Regions from separate parts of the Mus musculus genome. Here region 2 is linked to region 1. Evidence: chromatin loops called from intact Hi-C (ENCODE). Cell type or tissue: left cerebral cortex. All regions are shown on one strand.

Region 1 (8,000 bases):
CATTTGCAATAGATGTTCCACAGTTACTAAGAAAACAAAAACTTTCTGAGAGAGAATTAAAAGTGAAGGAGAGCAGACATGGTCCGTGTTTTTGAACGACGATGCTGAGTCACATGGGACTTCTAACTCAGCTTCACTTACCCTGTGACTAGCCCAGCTAGCTATGCAACTGAAGCAGCTCAGCGGGCATCCTAAAGCAACTACAGAGATAGATTCACTGTGTACAGCTCTAGTGTGTCCAGCTCTAGTGTGTCCAGCTCTAGTATGTCCAGCTCTAGTGTGCATTATCTCACTCAATTCTGGCAACTCACAGGCGACAGGAGTTATCCCTATCTTGCAAAGAAAGACCCAAAATCTTAGACAAGTCAGTACATCAAGCTCTTGACTCTAACGTTCAACACTAGCCTTCAGTGTCTTCCTGACAGGAGGGTAAAACTCCACTGGTGGGGGGAGAGGGGCTAATACCAAGCCAGATCATCATGTAAACTCCAAGCCAGTGGATTTTTCAACTGCAGAGCCCAGGGTTTCCACTGATTGTACTGATGTAAACGTTTTCCCACAATGGTTGCAGACGGCTTGACTCAAGGACAGTGCTTCGGTTAATTTAAAGCTTTGAAGCCATTTTAAGATGGGATGGAAAACCTTACAGTTCTGAAGAACAAAAACAAACCCTGTTGGATGTACAGTAGATGAAGGCCTGTGCACCACTCCTAACAGGACAACAGCCCCGGGAACTTAAACAGGATAATTTCAGGGCAAACACCAATCATTTTTTAAGTAGACATCATACACTAATAAGTTTTTTTTTACGTGTGCCTGAGTCCCTTCATAATAAATCTAATGGGCTAGGAGGAGAAGAGAAACCAGCACTCTTCTATCTAGATTCATTGTGCTCTCTCTCTCTCTCTCTCTCTCTCTCTCTCTCTCTCTCTCTCTGATATCCAACTTTTGGTTTCATAGTTGAGGTCAGATTACAGAGTTGGATAGATTAGAGTGATATATATACACATATCTATATATACATATATATTCTCTCTCCCCACCCCCTCACCTCCGGGCTCATACTGCACAACACAAGCCATCCTACATGCCCTGTTTGCTAATGGATCAACAATTTACTATCCATGTATGCAGGACCTCTCTAAGGACCCTGGTCCCAAAATGAAGCAGTGATGTAAAAGTATCTTTTAGTCACCTGATGTAATTGTCACCTCTGAGTCTTACTGCCTCTATCTGCTAACCTAGGTCTAGTCCTGGAAGTTTCTAGCCTCTGTACAATCTAACCTAGGCCTAGAATGTTTTCAGCCTCTGAGATTTACTGCCAAATAAATTCACTTTTCTTGTTCTTTCTGAACTCTGGCTGGCTGATTTAACTCAGCTATTCTGGCTCAAACCCCTCCCCAAGATGACTGATTCAGTCTGGCTTCTCTCAGCTCCTCAATGAATTGCTCTGCTTGGCCTCAAATTAATTCAAGCAATCTGTTCTGGTCTTTTGCCTCCTGCACACATTCTCTGGCTTATTCTGTCTTCACGTGTGCCTAGATTTTTTTTTTTAATTAGTAAAACTGCCACTTCCTTCCTCCCTCCCTCTTCCTCTCTTTTCTGCACAGTTCTCTCTTAAGTAGCCTCTTTTTCCTCTCTCTTCTTGTGAGAGTTGGGCATATCCTATTCTGTCAAATCTTTTTCTGATTTGTCACTATTTCTGCCACTCAATTAGAAATCACTTTCAAACACGGGTGCTCCCTTCTACAAACTAACTTTACCTTCATCAGGATTAAAGATGTGTACTAACGGTTTTGTCTGAATTCCAGCTAAAGGGATGAACCGGTGTGCTAAGGCTGAGCCACACCACAACTAGATTCAGCTTTTTTCAGTAAACAGCAATCTCGGTGTTCACAGTGTGATAAAATATCCGGCAACACAGTGAGGAATCAAGGAATGACACTCTGGAAAGTATTCTCGGAGAGAACCCCTGTACAATCTGTGACTGGTGAGCACTACAGGCTCTTGACAGAGAGCCCCCCCCCACCCCCCCGTGACTGAGCAGTGTCTTCAAGGTTTACACAAATCTGGATGGTCATTATAGACTGGCCTTGTTAGCCTTGGCTGACAACTCTGATGGTGAATGGGATTCCCATCTTGGATTAAATCTGACTGATAATCTGCTTAGTCTGCTTGTGGGGAACATTCTGCAAGAGAAACGGCAGTGCACACAGGACACACAGATCTCACGATTTTTATGTTAACTGAAAACTTACCAGATGATAACTCAGTGGCTACTAACACCACAGAGGGCTAGCAGTCCTTCTAGTAAGCCTGACCTTTTAAAATCCTGACAGAGGAAACATTTGCCCAAACCACTGTGGGTGTTTTGTTTTGTTTTGTTTTGTTTTCTACCTGATACATGAAGCATTCAACAAATTGCAATATTGAAAAAGACATGAAGTAGTTAATATTCTGCATATGAAAATTCTTAGGACTCACAAAAAGAACTTGTACAAATCTAAACTTACAGGGTCCCCTCCAGAGGCAAATGAAATCGATTGCATTTGGTGATTTGCAATAATCTGGAAAACAAAAGCAAATTAAACATTTTAACACTATAATGTGTTTGATTTGTTTCTACTTACTTAGCATCCCTTTAGAAACTATACTGTCTGCATTCTAAAATAAACTCTTGTTGTTGTTTTGCTATTGGGATTGAAACTGAAGTATTGTGTATCCTAAGGATTTACTCTACCATTAAGTTACGTTCTCTACTCTCATCTGACCCATGGTGCCTTTCTCTCTGCCCTATTCACCTAGGTAGACATACGTTCTAGGTCTAACTATCCAATCAGCAATCTACTCAACACCGCTCTCTAGATACAGCCAATCAGTGTTTTGTGGGAGAAGCTGGAATCAGTAGTAGAAGGAAAAATATCTCTCTCTGCCACTAAGGAACACCCACACTTGCCCAATGGGGCCATCTTTTGCTGTCATGTGAGTGAAGCCTTCTGGAATATAAAAATTTCTTTCCAGAAAAATTGAGAGCTGAGAGTTAAAAAAGCAGACTTGGAAACATGTGTCATCAATTTAACCAGAACATTTCCCCCCTTCCCTTCATACTCTTATTTATTTTTTCTGTTTATAGACTTAGTGTATTTACTTTTGTTTAGTTATTCACTACTATGTATCCAAACACACTAATATTAAGATTTCTAACATGGGGGATAGAGAGGTTGCTCAGAGGTTAAGGACCCTGGTTCCAGTCCCAGTACCAACATGTTGTCTCAAACAACCTGTGACTCTGGTTCCAGAAGATGCAAAGCCCTTTTCTGGCCTCTAGGGGCACAGAACATGTACATAGTACACACAAGTAGGCAAAACACCCACACATAAACCTAAAAACGATTGAAAAACATAAAGACTTCTGATATCACTAGCCAAATAACTGCACTAATTTAACCCAAAATGATTGTTTTATTGGAGATTCTAATTTGTTTGCTTGTGTTTGGAAATCACAGTGCAATAACTGACTTGTATAGGTTTTAAAGGTTAATTAAAATGCCAGCTATGCAACTACCAATGAATCCTGATTGCAGAACTGTGAGGCAGAACCTACGAAGGCTGTACATACAAGACAGCCAAGCAAAACTGCTCCTAGAAGCATACTCAACAATAATTGAATAAAGTTGTGCAACAAGATGTTTCCTTAGGAAATGAAATAACTAGGCTATTTATAATAGCCCTGAATTAGAAGCAATCCTGAAGGTGACTATTGTGATATTCAAATAGTAGACTGCTTAAAATATGACAACATATTTGTTGGGTTAAAAAAGAAGTCAAAACAAAGAATATATCAATACATCGTTTCATTTATCAAAACTGGCAAACTTTTTATTGAACTATTTGCATAAAGTCTGAATTGTGGTTATTCACGAGGCACAAAAAGAGAGAAGAGTGGTTTTCTGGGATCCACGAATGATGCCTTTTCTTCTGGGTAGTAAGTAAACAAATATATGTAGCTTGTGATAATTAAGCCACACACATTACCTGTGCACTTTTCTCTATTAACATTTCAATAAGAACAAAAATCAACATGCAAAGATTATATTCCAATAACAGCTCATGAGAAACTTCATTTAATGGATAAAGAGGAAGATTTCATACAAATATGTTCAAGTATGTAAAACTAGTAAGGATCATGTAACACTTTGGAGAAAAGTTCGCTGAAGAATATAAAAAATGACCATTGGCAAAAATTATATAAGATAAAGAGGAATGCTATGGAGCATTGTCTCTTGGACATGACAGGGCCATTGCATCCACGAATAATAAACTAAAGCTATGGAAAGATTATAAAGATACAATCAAGGCTGGAGAAATGGCTCAGCAGTAAACAGCATCGGCTGCTCACACTAAGGACCAGGGTTCGACTCCCAGTAATCACAGGGCAGTGTACAACTGACTTCGTTTCTAGGAGTTCCAACGCCCTCTTTTGGCCTCTGTAGGCACAATGCACACACGTGGCACACAAACATTACAGACAGGCAAACAAACGCATACACACGAAAGAGAGATCAAATTGATAAAACTTAAGTTTACTTATATTAATTCCATAAAACAATACGTGGTAAGGGTGTGGATATTCTCAAACACTATTGGCTACAGTTTAAGTTTGTAGAGCAACCGTGGCGCGTGATTATCTGTATATATTTAAAATATGTATAGCCTATTTTCCACCTTTCTTTATCCTAGTACTCACACATGTATGTGGTTTAGTTTCCCCATGGTATATACGTGTGGACATACACACAATTTATCTTTGGTTAGGTCAACTTCAATAAATTCAGAAGAAAAAAACCGAAAAGTTAAATTTTCTCAGTGCGCAGGACGGGACTAGTGGGATTTGAAATGGTGAGAGGTAATGGACATGCTGATCACAGGAACGCTGGGGAGGCAGGGAGGTGGAGGAGAGATGGCATCTGTGACAGAAGGCCAGGGCTTTCCATCTAGGCAAAGCAAGCACTTGGCAAGGAACTTAGAGCTGGTCTCCAGGTGGGTCACCAGCGGAAGCATCGCGGGTCCTGAGTGGGTGTGAGGGTGAGGTGGGAGTCCGGGAAACATAGGGGGTGAGGGGTGGGAAGGGAAGAGCTCGCGCCCGCGCCCGCGCCCGCGCACCACGCCCCCCCCCCCCCCCGTGGACCAAGCGGCCTACTCGCCAGCACACGCACGCCATGCTGGCACGCGCACCACGCCCGCCTACCCGTTTGCGCACGTGAAACGTGCTCCGCACGCGCATCACGCATGCCCACTCGCCTGCGCACGCGCCCCCCCCCCCCAGCTCGCGCTCCACGCACGCCCTCTTGCCTGCGCACGCGCACCACGCCCGTTCGCGCGCCCGTCTCTGCAAAAGGTTCCTTTTTTTTTTCCACCTTGGTCGAGTCGCTTCCACCATGGCGGAGATGGCAGAGCTTTGCGAGCTGTACGAAGAAAGCAACGAGTTGCAGATGGACGTGCTGCCCGGCGAGGGCTATATGGAGGTAGGCCGCGGGGCCCGCGGGCCGGCCCCGGAGGAGGGCCCCATGGAGGAGGAGGCCGGGCCGGCCGCCGCCCGCGCCCAGCGCGGTCTGTTCCCCGAGGCTGGCGCGGACCTGGAAGGCGACGAGTTTGATGACTGGGAGGACGACTACGAGTTCCCTGAAGAGGAGCGCTGGAGCGGCGCGATGCACAGGGTGTCCGCCGCCCTGGAGGAAGCCAACAAGGTGTTCCTGCGAACCGCGCGAGCCGGAGATGCCCTGGATGGCGGCTTTCAGGCGCGGTGTGAGAAGAGCCCTTTCGACCAGCTAGCTTTTATCGAAGAGCTGTTTTCGCTGATGGTTGTCAATCGACTGACCGAAGAGCTCGGTTGTGATGAGATCATTGATCGAGAGTAAATGCTGACGAGAGAGGAGGAAACTACCTGAGAGGGAGAGATTCAACATTCTGCTATTTTGGGGTTCATTCCAAATAGTTCTGTGCAAAAAATAAAAACAGTTGGTTTTTGTTTCTCGGAATAGAAGACGGGACAGTGAATGACCATGCATTGTGGAAAAGGAGAATCGAGGAAGGAGGAGTGTTAAACCTGAGAATCGCGAGGAGAAAAAGACCAAATCGTTCCTCTTTGGTCTCACAGGGGCTCAGCAAAAACCTCTGGTTCAGACTGTTGATCGAGATGATTTTCCTTACATTGGAGAAGAGCTTTCTCTGTTAAGCTTTTAAAGATGGTTTGGAAGAGTAAATTGTGACTACCAATACAAGAATCTAATTAAAGAATGGGGGGAAATACATTCCAAGATGTCTTTAATTCGAACTGAAAGGCTATTGAAAAAAAAAAAAACTTTCCAAATTCTTTTTGGTGATTTATACACATCAGTTATCAAAAGCTAAACTTGAGGTTTAAGATTGAGTATTCATCTACCCCACAGAGTAGTCCAAGTAAATGTGGGTATAAATGTAGACGTGTTATCATGTGTGCTGTCATCTTAAAATGTGTTACAAACGCTTCTGGAATTTTGACTGCACATGTATCTTCATGATTTATAAAGCTACTGTGACCTCTAATTTGGAAAAACCCATTGTAATGATTTTCAAAGTAAAGAAAGAAACAGGATGTCTTTTTAAGGTTTTAAGTTCATGCATTAAATAAAATGTATGGGAAAGCCCAAAGACAAACTTTCTAATACCCTTTTATACTAGGGAAATTTCACTTGCTGTTTTGTACCTTGACAGATGGTAAGACTATAACTGAAGTTCATATTGTAAGAACTGTTTGCTAAAATTGTCAAGTAAAAAGAAATCCTGCCTGTATCTATAAAAAGATGTATGAGCTATTATGTTGTCAAACTTTGAAGGTTTTAAACCTACCCAGAAGTCCACCTGGGTGTCTGATATTCATATTCTCTCTCTCCCTCTCTGCCTCTTTCTTCCCCTCCCCCTCCCTTCTTCTAATTATGCTTGTTAATCTTTATGCACCAGCATTGGCGATAATAAATTTTCTTGTTCTGTGTATTTTGCTTTGTCTAATAGCTTTGCATACATGCTTTATACAGGATTCTCTTGCTGTGTGTGCCACGCCTCCATCTTGATATTTAAACATCCAATGCTTACAATGTAAACCAGTATCAAATATCCAAAAAATGGGTTCTGGGATGTTAAAGCAAATTTCAGAGTTTTCTGGAAGACCCGCTCTGTGAATGTGATGCTATGGCTTAATTGATGCTGAAGTTCCTTGAGAAGAAAATGATGTATTAGCACGATGTCCCTGCTGATGCCACCATGGCAACCAATACAGAACAGAGCTGAGACAGTAGGATAACTCCTGGGTTTCTGTGGGGTTGGTTGGTTGGTTTTACAGTCATCTTGTTTGAGAGGCTGCCGAGGTGGTTCAGTGGGTAAAGGTACCTTCTGCCATATAGCCAAGCCTGATGGCCTGAGTTTGATCTCTGGGGTCCATGTGGTGGAGGGAGGGAGAGAGACCTCCCCCAAGATTGGGCAGGCCTGTTAGTAATTTTAGACCCTCACCTGGGATTTTAGTTGCTCCTGTACCTCCAAAGCACCTGTACATAATTTTGCCCCGGTTACATGTGGTTTCAGAAGGTGCTAAAACACAAAAGGTGGGAGGTTGGCTGATGTTAGGTGGGGACTCGTGTTTGGGAAGCTGTCACCCATGTTAGGGTAGGACATTTAGATAGAGCCGCTACAAACACTTCCATGGGTAACCCCTCAGCCCTCTTTTTTACTCACCCAATAAATTGCCTCACTAGTTGGACTTGAGGGAATCATTTATTGATCTGTTATTGGTATTTACCTGCTGTAAATAGACTTTTGTTCACATCTCCACAGAAATATAATACAAATATCCATAAATTTGAGTGTATTTGTGTTTGGGGACCAAAGTATATCGTGGAAGTTAAGAGGAGAAGCCATGCATTGGTATTTCTTTGTATCCTTTATTCTGCATTTATCTATCTATCTAT
Region 2 (8,000 bases), 110 kb after region 1:
ACAAAAACTAATATAATAAGAAATATAAAGTAAGCGGGAACTCCAATGACAGTATAATCACTCTGATATTTACTGTCTGCTTCAAACGCCCCACTCAGGGTTAAAATGGTAGTTTTCACAAGTTATTTCAGAACTCCCTAAATTAATGAAACATCTGAATAATTCTGTCTGTGAAAACATCCATGCATTTCACTTAATTTTAATTTTGTACATATTAAAACAAATGTCAATAAAAATACCATTTATATAAATAATCTAGGAAACCAAAGATATTATCAGAACATAAAAGTACAAAATGCCTCCTTAACAGAGTTCATTAGCCATGCACGGGGATCACAGAGCCACGATGACAACCACCCTGGCTCAAGCTTGGAAAGGCTGCACCAAGGCGAGCGGGCGAGTGAGCGAGCGGGCAGAGAGCTGTCATAAGCACAGCGCAGCAGACAACCCACTCGGCATCCTTCAGAGAGGCCTCAGGAGGATGCAAATAATCTCCCAGATTAGGCGACAGAAAAGTGACACCCACCTAAAGTCAGAACTGAAGTAGAACATGATGAGGCCGACTCCCACAGCGAAGCTCAGAGTATGTCCCACACACCCACAGGGAGAGACCCTGAAACCTCCATATTCTATGTTAAGGTAAAAATGCATCAAACATTAGGATACTTTTTACACCCTGTGGTACAGATAAAATAAGTGCCTTCCAGGAGGATGAATGGGGCGTGAGATGCCTGCTGGATGCACTGTCTCAGTAAGGCACTTGCCCATGTTCAAGGCTTCCGAGCCCAGTGAGGAAAGCGGCAGGGGACTTAGAGTGACCACTCACCTCCCACCACGGGCTTTTCCACAGGACTATTAAAGCCTGTTAAGACTTGATGGTGTTTTCAAAAATAAAACCACCCTTTTACATGTAATAATAATTGTCATAGTATCCAACCTGTTAGTTTCTGCTTTTACACCTATTTTCTTGCTTGTTTCCTATGAAGCTTCTCCCCCGACCTCTTACCTTGATGGGTAATTTTATTTTCCTTTTACACTATGGAACACAGAGAGTGTTTACAACTACACATCTGTGTCAGAGCACAACCTAAGTCATACTCCACGGGTTACAGCAACACAGGAGTGCTCATGACTACATCTGGGTCAGAGCATGTCAGTCATACTCCACGGGTTACATGTGATGTGTAGTTATGCTTTTCTAATAACCTACCATTCTATTTTTTGCCTTAGACCTCTTATATTTAGTTAATATTTTTCTAATGTCATTGGTTTTTATTTTGTTTTAGATGTAAAGGCTTAAAATTTCTTAAATTTCCAAATCTTTTCTCTAAATGTATGCACTCTGATTCAGAGCATTATTTTAAAAACATAGTATGTTTGTCAACTTCCCATAAAAACATCAATTGTCACTGGATAATAAAAGTTTTATAGTAACACTTACAGTACAGTTGTCTAGCTGTGCTAGATGGGAACAGGGCCTTCACTACAGACTTGATGGCCCACAGATGCTCAGGTCTTGGAGTGAGTGTGAGATTTACACAGAGGCCATCACGCTCTCCACTGTACTGTTTACCTAACTCTCCACTAATTACAACAGCTAACAAATTCAAGAGCTATGTAAGTACCTCTTACACTGTGTTGTTGGGGGAACATAGCCTGCACACGTTTAGTACAGACTCAACTTTTTTCTTCAACTGTTTTGTGATCCAGCTGGGTGTTTCAGGGATGTGGGACCTACAGATGTGAAAAACTGACTGTGCTGCTACAAGGGGTTCAAACAATTTTCTATTTTTGTCATTTTATTGTATGTTCATGTGTGTATGTGATGCATGCATGGACTACAGTGAGGTGGCTTTCAGACACTGGTTCCTTCCTTTCTCCGTGGGTTCCAGGTCATCAGACTTGGTAGCAGGTACTTTTACCAAGCAAGCCATTTCACCAGCCAATCTTACATCCTTATTTGTGACAAAACTGCACAAAGCCCCAGGAATTCACTGTGTTTGTTTTTCTACGAATGAAAGAAGAGAATAATCAGTGATTTTGTGGGTCCTTCTAGAAGTCTGACCTGAATGCACTAAAGTTAAGACTAGAGTTAAGTTAGAGCACTGAAGCACTATACAGCAGCCTGTGAAACTCCCTCAGTGTCACGTCTATGCACATTATTTAAAAATTCCAAAGCACACCTGATTTCCTAAACAGAGACCCTGAATCGCTCTAAACAAATGAATCCATAACTCATTCCTCACATCCCTTTACACAAGCTTTATCATCACCATCTTCACCATCATCACTGAGAAAAGGGAGGCCATGGAGAAGCACTCGTAGAGCACCTGTTGTGTGAGAATAAAGACTGCAATTGAATCCTTAGCACCCAGGCAAAAAGCGAGATCACAAGTAGGACCTGGAATCCCAGCTCTTCCAGGCATCGAGGGGAAGATCTCTGAGATCTGCTGGCCACCCAGCCTAGCTGCTCAGTGAGTCCTGGGTTCAGTGAGACACCGTGCCTCAAAAAGTAAGGCAGAGAGCAGCGGAGGAGGCGATCCGCCCAACCTCGACCTCTGACCTCTATATTCACACCATGCACATTAACCTCCCCACACCTACCACACACACCACACACACACACAAATATCATACCAAGTAATAACTGTTTTTACAACAGCTAACTCTGACAGAACTTGTTTTGACTTAATAGTCTTTGTAAAAGAGAATACTCAAGAGGCTATTCCAGCTGTAAGATGGTTTCAGTCGTTAGTAGTTAGGATTATCCATCTAGCACTCTATTGCCAATGAACTGCTCCTTATAAACATATGTAAGGTTTATCTTTTTATAAAGAGCTTATGTAAAGAGTGGTTTATAAAACCTATGGCACGAAGGCCTTCAGACACAAACATTTAAAGTTACTCTTGTGCAGTCCTCCAAGGATTTATTACTTAGGCTAACTTGAAACACAACAAGTCTGTGTTGAGTACAATTATAAAAAACTGACTTATGCAAACTGCTAAGCACGACAACAGCTAATGCTGTAGGCATTTTCAGAAATTCTGAACATAAGCCAACAATGGTTTAAAAGGAAAAACCAAAACACTAGGGAGGGGATGGGAATTTGGCACATATCACAAATAGTTCTTGAGGGCCTTTACCTAACTAAGGCTGTTTTGTACTGACTGTAGGCCAAGCTGAGGCAAGAGGTACTGGAGGTTTAAACAAACAAACAAACAAACAAAAACCCTTCGTTATCAAATCCTTCTGCATGGCTTTTTTTCCCTAGCTCTCAGATTTCCAAGAATTTAAGTACATGGTGGAGTTTGTGGAATGACAGAAGAGGATACTCTCTAGATAATCTGCTACACTTGCTCTTAGGGTAATCACATGAGGAGTGCCATGCTAAATGTTACCATCTAACCAGGTAATTACATTTCCTCTAAGATGAAAGGAGACATAAGTGAGTATACATATGCATTAGTGCTTCCAGAGTGCCCAGGACGGACAAAAACATCCCACCCTTTCATTAGAGACACACGCGCAAGGAAATTTCCTTTTCCTTCGTCAAGGCTGGAAATCTCAGGTTCCTTTTTCAGAATTACTCTCAAAAACAATGTTTTAATAAATTCACTACATACTGTAACATAATACTCCGGGCCACAGTGAAGTGTGTATTTTCCAAGTGGTCCCACATCAATTTTCTCTTGGTAATTGGTGTTCTTTAATAAAAATAAACTTCTAATCTCTGGAAGATTTGCTTTCCTTTTTAAATCTGTGTGGTAAGGTCCTGTGGAAAGTGCTGAGAGAGGAGAAATCTTTCATAAGAGGTCTAGGATAGAATGGACAATACGACAAGAATCAACAACAGAAACGGCGAAGTGTTCAAAATTAGAAAGCTGTGTTTTGGCTTGAAAAGTGTGCGATTCAAAACCAAAACTGTCGTTAACTATGTATAAACAGAAACTTGGGAGATGGTATCTCATTTACTCGAGTTAATTAACTATTCGCAAAACTAACAGGCAAGTCACCAGTGTTCTCCTTTCAACTATGTGACTAACTGACCAAGGTCCTGGTAGAGGGAAATTGACAGCGAACAAAAATCACACTCAGTCAAATTAAGTCGTTTCCAGGGAAGCTGTAAAATACTGGGGAGGAGGAGGAAGCATGACACTATTCTTCTAAGTTATTTTTCACCCTGCCATTAGCCCTTCCTCCCAACTCTTCCAGAAAGAATTCGATGCAATCAAAACACTAACAGACCACTAATGGAACTACTGTGCGAATACGAATATGGACTCAACTTGAACTCTTGCTCCATTTTAAAAGAATAATTATTTGCAAAGTAACTAGACAGGAAAACAAGGGTAAACCACGGTAGTCTCTTCATAAAAGAAATACACTCCAGACTGCTGCAAGGGCAACGCTGTCGCCGCTGAGCTCCGCCGGTCCACCTCCCCCGGCCTTTCAGCTTCGGCGGCCTGCCGGCCCGGAGGCCCGAGAGCAGCCCGGGCGCTTGCGTACCTGCTCGGCCGGCGCTCGGTCCATGGCGCCGGCGACAGGCGCCGGCTCTAGTCGGTGTGCGCAGCGCCGCGGGCCGCTTTCTCCATGGCCCCCCGCTCGGTCCCGCCGGGCTCGGTCCACTCCGCACAGCCGGCCGGACGCCGACTCGGCTACGCCACTGGCTGGGGAGGCGGCTCCAGCTCAAGGCGGGGGAGGCGGCGGCCGCCCCGGGGAGGGATCATCTGGGACGGAAGCCGAGCGGGACCGAAAGGGCGGAGGCGCAGTAGGAAATGGAGATACGCAGGGGCGGGGATGGCCGAGGAGCGACGGGGGCGGGGGGAGGGGGGTGGCTAGCGGGCAGCCAAGGCCAGGGGCACTGCCTGGTTGGGTTACTCCTCCCACTCCCACCTAGGCAGGTTGGGCTGCCTGGAACTCAGGACGCATGTGTTCACTTTGCCGGGACCTCAGAGACTGCTCAGAAGGCAAAACCTACTCAGGATATTGGAAGAGCTTGTAGCTGCTCACTAGTCCTGTGATCCTGTCAGTACTCTAAAAGAATGAAAAGAACGAACAATCTTGCCCTTTGAAAATTGCACAAATAAATTGCATACACAGAGTAGCAGCCATAGGTAAGAAGCCCTGTTAAAAAATCTCCACAAATAATGATTAATTAATGTTATTGTCCCGGTTCCAGACTCACATCTAGCCTCAACTCCAGGCTGATTTTGCCCATTTCGAACCCTATTTTTACCCAAAACCTGCATAACTACCCAAGAAGAGATTATCTTCTCCTCTGCTTTCCCCATATGGTTAAGAATTGTTCCTTTTAATCTCCAGGTCATCAGCTCCTTAAAGACTAGAGTTTGCCTTGAAACTAAACCCTACTGGTAGATTCCCTCTGGGGAGTTAGACAGCCTCCAACACACACAAGCTCTCCACAAGAGTTCTGGCTTGATAACGTCGGTCAGCTGAATTATATATACTTCAGTGAAGAAAGAGAGTAGAGTTGGCTGCTGTTAGGGTCACTGGCCAGGGGATCTATGTCTGGAAAAGGGAAAAGGATATCTAAGAAATCTGCTTCGTCATCACGCTTTGGGAGATGTTCATAAAGCCTTTTCAGTTAATCCAAGTCTGTAAGGAGAGAGTGGTCTGTAAAGATCCTGGCTATGTTAGTGTGGAAGCTGTATTTCTGCCAGCTTAAATGAATGCATTTTGTCTACAGGACATATGAAGGCTGGTCTGCAAACCACATGATGGAGAAACACTTATGCCTGTACATGAGAGTTTCGTGCATTTGGTTTTGTTTTTCCACTGTATGCACACTTTTATTTCAGTTGCACATGCATTTGTGTTGAAAATGTGTGAGCTGTGTAATGTCAGATTCCTTAGAGTCTATTACAAACCCTTGCTCAGGATTCAATGGCTGCAGAAGAAATTTAAGGCTGATCCACAAAGCAAAGCTATTTATACAGGGCAGTTACATAAGCCACAGCGGCTCACCCTCCTTTCTGACAGCAAGATGAGATGAGCTGTGCCCCTACCGGTGGTCTTTAGCTGCAAGACACCCAGCCTGAGTTAAAAAGTCATTAATGCAGTACGGTATTTGAGGTTTTCCCCTTCTTTGAAGGATCTGTAAGAGGAAATGTAAATACAGAGTCTCTAAATATCGTTCCATATTGTATGATTTTTTGCGACTGAAATTGTTCTTGATGAGAATATTCTAAGTCCAATATTTAGGTAAAGTGTAAGAACTGTAGAAACAAGAAGTGTCACAGTGCCATATTAATGTAATGTAATCCTAAAAGGGAGAATGCTGTTGGCTATTAGAAGAAAATAATAAAAAAAAGAAGAGAATAATAAATCTATGGATAAAACAAAGAAATTTAAAGAACTATTTTACATGTGATACAAATGACTTCTTTCATTTAGCAACACATGTTAATATATTCACAGTGCTAAGTACAAGGCTAATCACTGGAAGGAAGTTCAGCAGTTAATGAGACATAGTAAGGGCAAAGGCCACATCTGTCCTGTGGGCAAGACACACACAGCAAGTAATTCCAAAGGAGATGTAATGTAGGTTCAGTAGGAATGGGGATTGAAGCTGGAGAAGGTAGACGTGAGAGAACAAGTTCCAAACAGATCAAGCAAGGAACGATCTGTAATGGAGATCAAGTAACGGAGACGAGGTCAGTGGGAGGAAGAAGACAAGAGCTGCCTGGGCTAGAGGCAAAGGCTAGCCTGAGATTTACCTCTTAGTTCCAAAACAAGAATAAAAGGGGGACAGGTTGCTAGGGAGAGAGCTCAGGAGTAGACTGCACACCTAGCATGCATAAGAATCTAGGTTCAACCCTTAGCAGGCACCAAAACACCATACACATACATACAGAGAGACACAGACAGACAGACAGACAGAGTCACACACATACATAGGAACAAGCTCTCTGAAGAATTTGGAAGTGCAAGATAAAAAGTCACTGGAAGAAACTGGCTTCCTAGAGACAGCCCACATGACAGAAGGAAAGATGCAATATGGCTAGAGTCATGTATACTCTAAGTTTAGGCTCCAGTGCTGAAGCGGTTGAATAGCTTTTGTTTTCTCCTTGAAATAAGATGCCAGGTTACCCATTAAGGGTGAAGGTGAGAGTGAGGGGGATGGCAGGGAGAGTTACATGATCATCTATCTATTCTTTAAAACTAAGAAAACAAGCCTAGCAGTGGCGGCACATGCCTTTAATTCCAGCACTAGGGAAGCAAGGGTAGGCACAGGCAGATCTCTGAGTTCGAGCCCAATCTGGTCTACAGAGGGAGTTCCAGGATAGCCAGAGATACGAAGAGAAACCTTGTCTCAAAAAAATAAATAAATAAACCAAAGTTTTTATTCTTGTGTGTGTGTGTGTGTGTGTGTGTGTGTGTGTGTGTGTGTTTGCTTTATCTCTCTCTTTTTTTTTTTTGAAAGAGAGAGAACATGAAGCTGAATGGGTAGGGAATTGGGAAGAACCTGGGAGGAATTGGGGGAGAGTAAAACATGATCAAAATGCATTGTATGAAAAAAATTTTTAAATTAATATATTTTTAAAAGTTGTGTTCATGCCATCAGATGTAAATTTTACAACAAAAGAAATGAAGTTGTAGTCAAATCTAGTTCTACCCTGTATACAGCCTTGTAACCTGGTCTTTATGAAGGTATAAAATAATATCATTGTCTCCAATGATTACTGAAACTTCTTTTTCTACCAAGTATTTCCCTCATATGCTGAAGTGTCTTCCCAGTCCATACCAACACCCAGCATATTACAAGTAAGTAATTAGGAAGTCAAAAATCATATGCTTCTGGGGGACTGCCACTCCCAATTTGATGCCCTGGAGACTCAGGCAGGCAATCTTTTAAGAATCCCTCTCATCAAACTCTAGGACATTATTTTTACTCTCTTATCCAATGGCTGCCCATCTAGCTTCTCCTCTGTCTATCCATTAAACCATCTTATTTTTTATCTATATCAAAGCAAATGGC

Evidence for each region. Peaks named below come from ENCODE experiments on the same cell type or tissue, not always from the same donor. Only the 100,000 strongest peaks of a DNase experiment are listed, where the experiment ranks them.
Region 2: a loop joins it to region 1, with 3 times the contacts of the local background. A loop is called at or near these places in 2 of 42 quality-filtered maps.

What each region holds. Positions count from the first base shown.
Region 1 is chr2:125,667,754-125,675,753 of GRCm38, forward strand. It overlaps Shc4 (SHC (Src homology 2 domain containing) family, member 4), which reads right to left. Exons shown (of 12, transcript NM_199022.2): 5 at 2,514-2,567. Eid1 (EP300 interacting inhibitor of differentiation 1) reads left to right here and starts at 5,347. Exons shown (of 1, transcript NM_025613.3): 1 at 5,347-7,890. The coding sequence starts at 5,439. The coding sequence ends at 5,918. In left cerebral cortex, a CTCF peak has its summit at 3,336; DNase peaks (open chromatin) are centred at 4,974, 5,327 and 5,646; H3K4me3 peaks cover 2,496 bases; H3K27ac peaks cover 1,626 bases.
Region 2 is chr2:125,778,092-125,786,091 of GRCm38, forward strand. It overlaps Secisbp2l (SECIS binding protein 2-like), which reads right to left and starts at 4,779. Exons shown (of 18, transcript NM_177608.3): 1 at 4,508-4,779. The coding sequence starts at 4,531. In left cerebral cortex, no CTCF peak of the experiment used is centred here; DNase peaks (open chromatin) are centred at 523, 4,720, 5,892 and 6,985; H3K4me3 peaks cover 2,665 bases; H3K27ac peaks cover 2,894 bases.